Regions from separate parts of the Homo sapiens genome. Here region 1 is linked to region 2. Evidence: chromatin contacts called from ENCODE POLR2A ChIA-PET data. All regions are on one chromosome and are shown on one strand. Each heading gives the region's core, a stretch centred on a gene start or an enhancer-like site at or near the end of the contact. The rest is flanking DNA. Distances are from core to core; before and after follow the strand shown. Region 1 has its middle 4.8 kb from the start of SIN3B. Region 2 holds the start of OR7A17 (olfactory receptor family 7 subfamily A member 17).

Region 1 (4,735 bases), core at 1,899-4,398, 1.9 Mb after region 2:
TCTTCGCCCCTTTTCTCAGAAAACTCATGAGTAATCCATCCCTTGTTTAACCTATAATCAAGAAATAACTGTAAGTATATGCAATCGAGCAGCCCATATCACTGCTCTGCCTGTGGAGTAGCCATTCTTTTATTCCTTTACTTTCTTTTTCTTCATTTTTAAAATTTATTTTTATTTTTTGAGATGCAGTTTTGCTCTGGTCACCCAGGCTAGAGCGCAATGGTGCGATCTCGGCTCACTGCAACCTCCGCCTCCCAGGTTCAAGTGATTCTCCTGCCTCAGCCTCCCGAGTAGCTGGGATTACAGGCGTCCACCACCATGCCCAGCTAATTTTTGTATTTTTAGTTGAGACAGGGTTTCACCATCTTGACCAGGCTGGTCTCGAACTCCTGAACTCAGGTGATCTGCCTTCCTCGGTCTCCCAAAGTGTTGGAATTACAGGCATGAGCCACTGCACCTAGCCTTTTTTCTTTTTTTTTGAGACAGGATCTTGCTCTGTTTCCCAGGCTGGAGAGCAGTGACACGACCATGGCTCACTGCAGCCTTGACTTCTTGGACTCAAGCAATTCTCCTGCCTCAGCCTCCCAAATAGCTGGGACTGCAGACGTGCACCACCACGCCAGGCTAATTTTTTGTTTTGTTTTGTTTGTTTGTTTGTTTTTTGTAGAGAAAAAGCGATCTGTCTGCCTTCGTCTCCCAAAGTGCTGGGATTACAGGCGTGAGCCACCTGGCCTCCTTTACTTTCTTAAACTTACTTTATGGACTTGTCCAGAATTCTTTCTTGCATGAGATCCAAGAACTCTCTCTTGGGGTCTGGATGAAGACCCCTTTTCGGTAACAGTTTCCTCTTCCCCAAATGAAAGAGGGCCTTTGCTGATCATTTGAGAGAAAACAAATTTGAGTAGAAGCCACACTCCCTGTGGGGAGGGGCACACTGTGGGACAACTCTGTTGGCCCTCAAGGACGATGACTAATAGGTTGCTGATGTCAGAGGCATTTGAACCAGAGCAACAACATCTTGAATAGGGGCTGGGTAAAATAAGGCTGAGACCTACTGGGCTGCATTCCCAGATGGTTAGGTCATTCTAAGTCACAGGATGAGTTAGGAGGTCAGCACAAGATACGGGTCATAAAGACCTTACTGGCCTGGCGCGGTGGCTCATGCCTGTAATCCCAGCACTTTGGGAGGCTGAGGTGGGTGGATCACCTGAGGTCGGGAGTTTGAAACCAGCCTGACCAACATGGAGAAACCTCGTCTCTACTAAAAATGCAAAATTAGCCGGGCCTGGTGGTGCGCACCTGTAATCTCAGCTATTCGGGAGGCTGAGGCAGGAGAATCACTTGAACTGGGAGGTGGAGGTTACAGTGAGCCAAGATTGCGCCATTGCACTCCAGCCTGAATAACAAGAGTGAAACTTCGTCTAAAACAAACAAAAACAAACAAACAAAAAAAACCTAGCTGATAAAATAGCCTGCAGTAAAGAAGCCAGCCAAAACCAAGATGGAGACAAGAGTGGCCTCTGGTTGTCCTCACTGCTGTACTCCTACCGGTGCCATGACAGTTTACAAATGCCATGGCAACATCAGGAAGTTACCCTATATGGTCTAAAAAGGGGAGGCATAAATAATCCACCCCTTGATTAGCGTATCATCAAGAAATAACTGGCCAGGCGCGGTGGCTCATGCCTGTAATCCCAATACTTTGGGAGGCTTTGGTGGATAGATCATTTGAGGTCAGGAGTTTGAGACCAGCCTGGCCAACATGATAAGACCCCCGTCTCTAATACTAAAAATACAAAAATTAGCCAGGCGTGGTGGCACGCACCTGTAATCCCAGCTACTTGGGAGGCTGAGGTAGGAGAATCGCTTGAACCTGGAAGGCAGAGGTTGCAGTGAGCTGCAATCGCGCCACTGCACTCTAGCCTGGGCGACAGAGTAAGACTTCGTCTCAAAAGGAAATAACCATTAAAATGGGCGGCCAGGCGCTGTGGCTCACACCTGTAATCCCAGCATTTTGGGAGGCCAAGGTGGGCGGATCACGAGGTCAGGAGATCAAGACCATCCTGGCTAACATGGTGAAACCCCATCTCTACTAAAAATACAAAAAAAATTAGCCAGGTGTGGTGGCAGGCGCCTGTAGTCCCAGCTACTCGGGAGGCTGAGGCAGGAGAATGGCATGAACCTGGGAGGCGGAGCTTGCAGTGAGCCACGATGGCGCCACTGCACTCCAGCCTGGGCGACAGAACGAGACTCTGTCTAAGAAAAAGGGCAACCAGCAGCCCTGGGGGCTGCTCTGTCTATGGAGTAGCCATTCTTTAGTCCTTTACTTTCCTAATAAACTTACTTTCAGTTTACTGTATGGACTGGCCCTGAATTCTTTCTTGCGTGAGATCCAAGAACCCTCTCTTGGGGTCTGGATTGGGACCCCTTTCCCGTAACAGTGTCAGAGGTGTTTGAACCAGAGGAACCCCGACTTGAATAGGGGCTGGGTAAAATAAGACTAAGACCTACTGCACTGCATTCCCAGATGGTTAAAGCATTCTTAGTCACAGGATGAGATAGGAGGTCAGCACAACATACGGGTCATAAAGACCTTGCTGATAAAACAGGTTGCAGTAAAGAAGCCGGCCAAAATCTACCCAAATCAAAATGACCTCTGGTGGTCCTCACTGCTACACTCCCACCAGCGCCAAGACAGTTTAGAAATGCCATGGCAACGTCAGGAAGTTACCCTCTATGGTCTAAAAAGAGGAGGCATGAATAATCCACCCCTTGTTTAGCATATCATCAAGAAATAAATCATAAAAATGGGGAATAAGCGGCCCTCGGGGCTGCTCTGTCTGTGGAGTAGCCATTCTTTGTTCCTTTATTTTCCTTATAAACTTGCTTTCACTTTACAGACTCTCCCTGAATTCTTTCTTGCGTGAAATCCAAAAACCCTCTCTGGGGGGTCTGGATCGGGACCCATTTCCTGTAACACTGGGAGGCTTTGGTAAGAAACGGACTGTCCAGACATCTGGTGGCCACAGAGTGTTCAGTCTGCCTTCGCTGCTCTTCCTGGCTGGGAGCCACAAATCTTCCATGCTTTACTTTCTAAATACCACTCCCTTCCACCCACCGCTCTCTACTTCCACTGCTCCCATCCTGGTCTAAGCCACCATCGTCCTTTGCCTAAATGATGAAACAGCCTCCCTCCACCCTCCCTGGCTCCGCTCCAATCACTTTCCTGCAGAGCAGCCAGAGTGATCACTTTCAAATGCAAACCTGAACTTGCAGCTCCTCCGCTCAAAGCCCTTGGATGGTTTCCACCAGCGTGAATGCTAAAGCCTGAACTCAGTGCATAAGGTGCTGTGTGTTCCGCTCCTCTGGCTGCTCCGGGATTATCTTGTACTCTCTTTCTTCCCCTCCCTCTCTGCAGCCTGGGAAACTCGTCTTAAAAAAAAAAAAACTCTTGAAATGTACCATGCTGTCTCCCACCTCAAAAATCACAGCTGTTCGTGATTTTTCTCATGATGAATGCCTACGCATTCTTCAGATCTCAGCTAGAATGCCACCTCCTCTGGGAAGCCTCCCTCATCTCCTGCAAGACTGGGTTAGGTTTCCCTAGGTAACAGGTGGTATTTTCCAAAAATAGCCACAACATATTTCCTGTCCCACATGATACTCTTGGCCATTTGCCCTCCTCTTGAATTTAGGAAAAACTTTGTAACAGCCTGTATGGAAAGAATGCAATGGAAATGATTCTGCGTGACTTCCGAGTCTGGGTGAGAAAAGGTAATATGGGAGCTGGGTGCAGTGATGCATGCCTGTAGTCCCAGCTACTCAACAGATTGACGTGGGAGGATCCTTTGAGTCCAGGAGTTTGAGGCCAGCCTGGGCCAGCCTGAGACCCTGAGTCCCACCCCAACCCCTGCCATCTCCGGAAGAAGAAGAAGGAGAAGGAGAAGAGGAAGAAGAAGAGGAAGAGGAAGAAGAAAAAGAAAAGATGATATGATTCCCACCTGGCTCACACGCTCACTTGTTCTTAGAACGGTAGTTGTGAAGAAGCTCAGGCTGCAAGGAGACCACATGTAGGTATTCCAAGCAACGGCCCCAGCGAGGGTCTCGGCCTGTAGCCTGTAGCAACTGACATACATATGTGTGAGCAAACATTCAGGTGATTCCAGCCCCCAGACTTTGAGCCACCCAGCTGATGCCAAGGTTGAGTTATTCCTCCCAAGCCTGCCCAAATTGCAGATTGAAGAGTAAAATGAATGTCTCTTTTCTTTCTTTTTTTTTTTTTTTCAAGACAGGGTCTTGCTCTTGCTCTGTTCCCCAGGCTGGAGTGCAGTGGCGCAATCTCAGCTCATTGCAACCTCCACCTTCTGGGTTCAAGCGATACTCATGCCTCAACCTCCCAAGTAGCTGGGATTACAGGTGTGTGCCACCACACCTGGCTAATTATTGTATTTTTAGTAGAGATGGGATTTCACCATCTTGTCCAGGCTGGTCTTGAACTCCTGGCCTCATGTGATCCACCCACCTCTGCCTCCCAAAGTGCTGGGATTACAGCCATGAGCCACTTGCCCCGTGAATGTTGTTGTCATTTGAAGCTTCTAAGTCTTGAGCTGCTTTTTATTTTCTTTTACAGAAAGCCCAGACCTTACAATGTTTTTATTTTTTCTCTCCATTTTTCTTTCTTTTTAATGTTTTTGTACAGATGGGATCTTGCTATGTTGCCTGGGCTGGTCTCAAA
Region 2 (5,010 bases), core at 1,938-4,437:
ATCTTTCCCCACGAGAATTCAGAAATGGTCTGATAGCATGTGAGACAGCCTTCTCATTTCTCTTCTTTAATTATTCATGTGGCATCTCTTCTTTAATTATTCAGGGTCTTTGGGATTTGAACTCTTTTTGACAGTCCTATGGAATTGCACTAGTTCTGGTTCTGGTCTTCCTGTAACATGCAATGTCCTTCCTAGACCATACTATTGAATCCTGGCTGGGCACCGTGGCTCACGCCTCTAATTCCAGCACTTTGGGAGGCTGAGGTGGGTAGATCAATTGTGGTCAGGAGTTCGAGACCAGCCTGGCCTATGTGGCGAAGCCCCGTCTGTACTAAAAATACAAAAATTAGCCAGGTGTGGAGGCAGGTGGCTGTAATCCCAGCTACTCGGGGGGCTGAGGTAGGAGAATCGCTTGAACCTGGGAGGCGGAGGTTGCAGTGAGCTGAGATTGTGCCATTGCACTCCAGCCTGGGCAACAAGAGCGAAACTCTGTCTCAAAAAAAGAAAAAAAAAAAGAAAAAAATCCTGCACACACTATGATAACTGTCTCCTTTTCTGCAGAATGAAATTCTCCATATGATTTCATCCTTGAGGACATTGTGTCATAGACACATTTGTTACATTTTACTTTGTCTTCTCTGTTATAATGCATGAGTCAAATGAGCAGGAACTTCCCTGCTTTAAGTTTGTATTTTCACAAAGGTGTATGAGTATGTCTGTATTATGTAGAAAAAAATTAAAGCAATGAGACGTGATAAAATAAAAAGAATGTTATGGGATTAAAGCCAGGGTAAATGTAGTGATTTCCAAACAACTATATTTTTTAAATGTTATGGTACATAAAACGTTAACCAAGCCAAGATAAACAATAAGAATAATTTAATGATATCAAATGATTTAGTTTATTGGCAAAGACCTAGACATAAAATTATATAATACACAATGTTTCTAAAATGTTCTGGCACATAGAAGATACTCTCGACTTATTGAATAAGTCAGGAAGTAAGTCCTAGTATATATGGGTATTAAAATATGACAAGATTGCAATCCAATTTAGTTGCAAAAGACCAGATTGTTGAATAAAAGCAGAAATAAATAGCTATCTACCTGGGAGAAAATGAAGTGTGTCTCCCGACTCACATTTTACAAAGAATTAGCAGATTTAAAGACCTCAGTGTAAAAGTCAGCAATATATGTTAGACGAATACATAGATAACTACATATAAGATCTTAGTGTAGACAAAGTATTTTAACTAACGCAAGAAAAAAAACTAAGAAAGTAGACATATTTTTAGGTAAATAAAAGTTAAAACTTTTTATGACCAAAAATGTTTCCTTAAATATTTCATTAACAGTCAATGAGGAGGGCAATATAATTGGATCACAGCTGTAATCCCAGTGCTTTGGGAGGCTGAGTAGGGAGGTCACCTGAAGCCAGGATTTTGAGAACAGCCGGGGCATCATAGTGAGAACCAGGCTCTAAAAAGTAAACCAAAAAAGTTAACGATCCCAAAGAAATACAAACTCCCATCAGAGAATACTATAAACACCTCTATGCAAATAAGCTAGAAAATCTAGAAGAAATGGATAAATTCCTGGACACATACACCCTCTCAAGACTAAACCAGGAAGAAGTCAAATCCCTAAATAGACCAATAACAAGTTCTGAAATTGAGGCAGTAATTAATAGCCTACCAACCAAAAAGAGGCCCAGGACCAGTCAGTTTCACAGCTGAATTCTGCCGGAGGTACAGAGAGGACCTGGTATCACTCCTTCTGAAACGATTTCAAACAATGGAAAAAGAGGGACTCCTCCCCAGCTCAATTTATGAGGCCAGCATCATCCTGATACCAAAACCTGGCAGAGACACAACAAAAAAAGAGAAAATTTCAGGCCAATATCCCTGATGAACATCAATGTGAAAATCCTCAGTAAAATACTGGCAAACTGAATCCAGCAGCACATCAAAAAGCTTATCCAGCATCATCAAGTCGGCTTCATCCCTGGGATGCCAGGCTGGTTCAACATATGCAAATCAATAAATGTAATCCATCACATAAATAGAACCAATGACAAAAACTACATGATTATCTCAATAGATGCAGAAAAGTCCTCCGATAAAATTCAACTCCCCTTCATGCTAAAAACTCTCAGTAAACTAGGTATTGATGGAACATAACTCAAAATAATCAGAGCTATTTATGACATACCCACAGCCAATATCATACTGAATAGGCAAAAGCTGGAAGCATTCCCTTTGAAAACTGGCACAAGACAAGTGTGCCCTCTCTCACCACTCCTATTCAACATAGTGTTGGAAGTTCTGGCCAGGGCAATCAGGCAAGAGAAGGAAGTAAAGGGTATTCAAATACAAAGAGAGGAAGTCAAATTGTCTCTGTTTGCAGATGACATGATTGTATATTTAGGAAACCCCATCGTCTCAGCCCAAAATCTCCTTAAGCTGATAAGCAACTTCAGCAAAATCTCAGGATACAAAATCAATGTGCAAAAATCACAAGCATTCCTATACAGCAATAATAGACAGAGAGCCAAATCATGAGTGAACTCCCATTCACAATTGCTACAAAGAGAATAAAATACCTAGGAATATAACCTACAAGGGATGTGAAGGACTTCTTCAAGGAGAACTACAAACCACAGCTCAAGGAAATAAGAGAGGACACAAACAAATGGAAAAACATTCCATGCTCATGGAAAGGAAGAATCAATATCTTGAAAATGGCCATACTGCCCAAAGTAATTTATAGATTCAATGCTATCCCCATCAAGCTAACATTGACTTTCTTTACAGAGTTACAAAAACTACTTTAAATTTCATATAGAACCAAAAAATAGCCCGTATAGCCAAGACATTTCTAAGCAAAAGGAACAAAGCTGGAGGAAATGATTGGCTCTCAGGTGACCTCAGGTTAATATTCACGGCTCTTGTTCTTCCTGACCTTTCCTACAGTACCCACTGGGCTCTGGGACTTACCCTACTGAGTTTTCTGAAAGGAAGGTCTCCATGGAGAAGTGTAAATTCCTCTCTAGCAGGTTGATGGTGGAGATGGAATCTCTGTCTCAAGACAAGGCATCAGGAAAAGTTGAAGCATCATCTATACTTGAGCCAGACTAAGGACTCCAAATGAAACCACCATGTCATTTCCAGCCCAAGGTTGCATATGCTGAGGGACTGCAGCAGAGGAGATATTTATGGCTTCGTATATCTGCTGATTAGATACCTTTCCTCCTGTTATTCCAACTCTGAACACATCAGTTTCCTGGGGGACGTTGCCCTGCACTGAAACAAATGTCATTGTTGTTTTTTTTTTCTGTATCGTCTATTCCCAAGACACTATGTTAAAAGTGAGGTGTATCCAGGCTTTATTACTCCTTCCCCGTGGACTTCCTTGGCTTCCAGAGTCCCATTCTCCTAGCACCTTCTCCCAGCCTTCAGTGAAAATTTCCTCCAAAGTCTAAACTGAGGAACCTGTCTTGACTAGGTCCCTTGAGTCTCCAAAGCACTGGCTTGTGATGGAAACTCAGCTCTTGACATATCCAGAAAATGGCAATTTACCTTTGCAAGGAGATGAACTGTGTTCTGTTCATATAAAACCATGGGTACTACATTTCTTGGCTTCATGTTGCTTTTGCCAAAACATTAGAATTTCATATATATATTTTTTTGAGATGGAGTCTTGTTGTATCACCTGAGCTGGAGTGCAAAAACATTAGCCGGGTGTGGTGGCAGTTGCCTGTAATCCCAGCTATGCAGGAGGCTGAGGCAGGAGAATTGCTTGAACCCGGGAGGTGGAGGTTGCAGTGAGCCAATATGGCGCCATTTCTCTCCAGCCTGGGTAATAAGAACAAAACTCCATCTCACTAAAAAAAAAAAAAAAAGTGTTAGAACAGGCAAGCAGGATCAACTGATTAAGTTCACAGAAAAAAATGGGGGGATTTCCAAGTTTGTGCAGAAGGACAGCTGCAACACATTCTGCTTTGCAGTGAGGAATTCAGGGCACTCATGCTCCAGGACACCAGAACCCACAGTCCAAAGATCCCAGGATTCATGATGACCCTGTAGTGCAGGGGGTGACAGATGGCCACAAAGTGGTCATAGGCCATCACAGTCTGCAGAAATACATTCATCCCTGCAAAGAGTAGGAAAAGTTTGTGATTCTGGAAAAGTTTCTTGGGAAAGGACATGCCTTGCTTCTCGGAGACAGAAATTTGTGATCATGAAGGGACACCTGCTTCCAGGGGTCCACACGGGGAGGAGATTGCATGAGTGTCCTTCCACGTCTGCTTTATTATACTCAGGGACATCTTCTCTGTCCTCCTCTGCCTGGCTCCAAAAATTCACATTAAAAATGTTTAGACTCCTTTTATTTTATTTTATGTTCTGGGGTACATATGCAGGATGTGCAGGTTTGCTACATAGGTAAACGTGTGCCATGGTGGTTTGCTGCACCTATCAATCCATCACCTAGGTATTAAGCCCCACAGGCATTAGCTAGTTTTCCTAAGGTTCTCCCTCCCCCCCACCCCACCCCCCAACAGGGCTCAGTGTGTGTTGTTCCCCTCCTTATGTCTATATGTTCTCATTGATCAGGTCCCACTTATAAGTGAGTGCATGTGGTATTTGATTTTCTGTTTCTGCGTTAGTTTGCTGAGGGTAATGGCTTCCAGCTTCATCCACGTTCCTGCAAAAGACATGAACTTGTTCCTTTTTATGGCTGCATAGTATTTCATGGGGTATATGTACCACATTTTCTTTATCCAGTCTATCACTGGTGGGCATTTGGGTTGATTCTATGTCTTTGACATGAACAGACACTTCTCAAAAGAAGACATTCCTGTGGCCAACAAACATATGAAAAAAAGCTCAATATCATTGATCATTATAGAAATGCAAATCAAAACCACAATGAGATACCATCTCATGCCAGTCAGAATGGCAATGATTAAAAAGTCAAGAAACAGATGCTGGCAAGGTTGCAGAGAAATAA

The links. ChIA-PET counts read pairs that join two places held with the same protein, here RNA polymerase II (POLR2A).
Region 1: POLR2A ChIA-PET joins it to region 2 with 15 read pairs in RWPE1. The contact joins the enhancer-like site here to the promoter of OR7A17 in region 2. POLR2A ChIA-PET finds 5 or more read pairs at or near these places in 2 of 52 experiments (RWPE1 and activated T-cell).

Annotation. Positions count from the first base shown.
Region 1 is chr19:16,822,268-16,827,002 of GRCh38, forward strand. No RefSeq gene overlaps it. Among named protein-coding and RNA genes, the nearest start is that of SIN3B, 4.8 kb to the right of the region's middle. RefSeq lists an enhancer at 3,063-3,740. Within about 2 kb of position 3,149, at least 23 of the 41 ENCODE cell types and tissues checked have a DNase peak (open chromatin) inside an H3K27ac peak, as active enhancers do.
Region 2 is chr19:14,882,945-14,887,954 of GRCh38, forward strand. OR7A17 (olfactory receptor family 7 subfamily A member 17) reads right to left here and starts at 3,188. Exons shown (of 3, transcript NM_030901.2): 1 at 2,997-3,188. It also overlaps the pseudogene OR7A18P.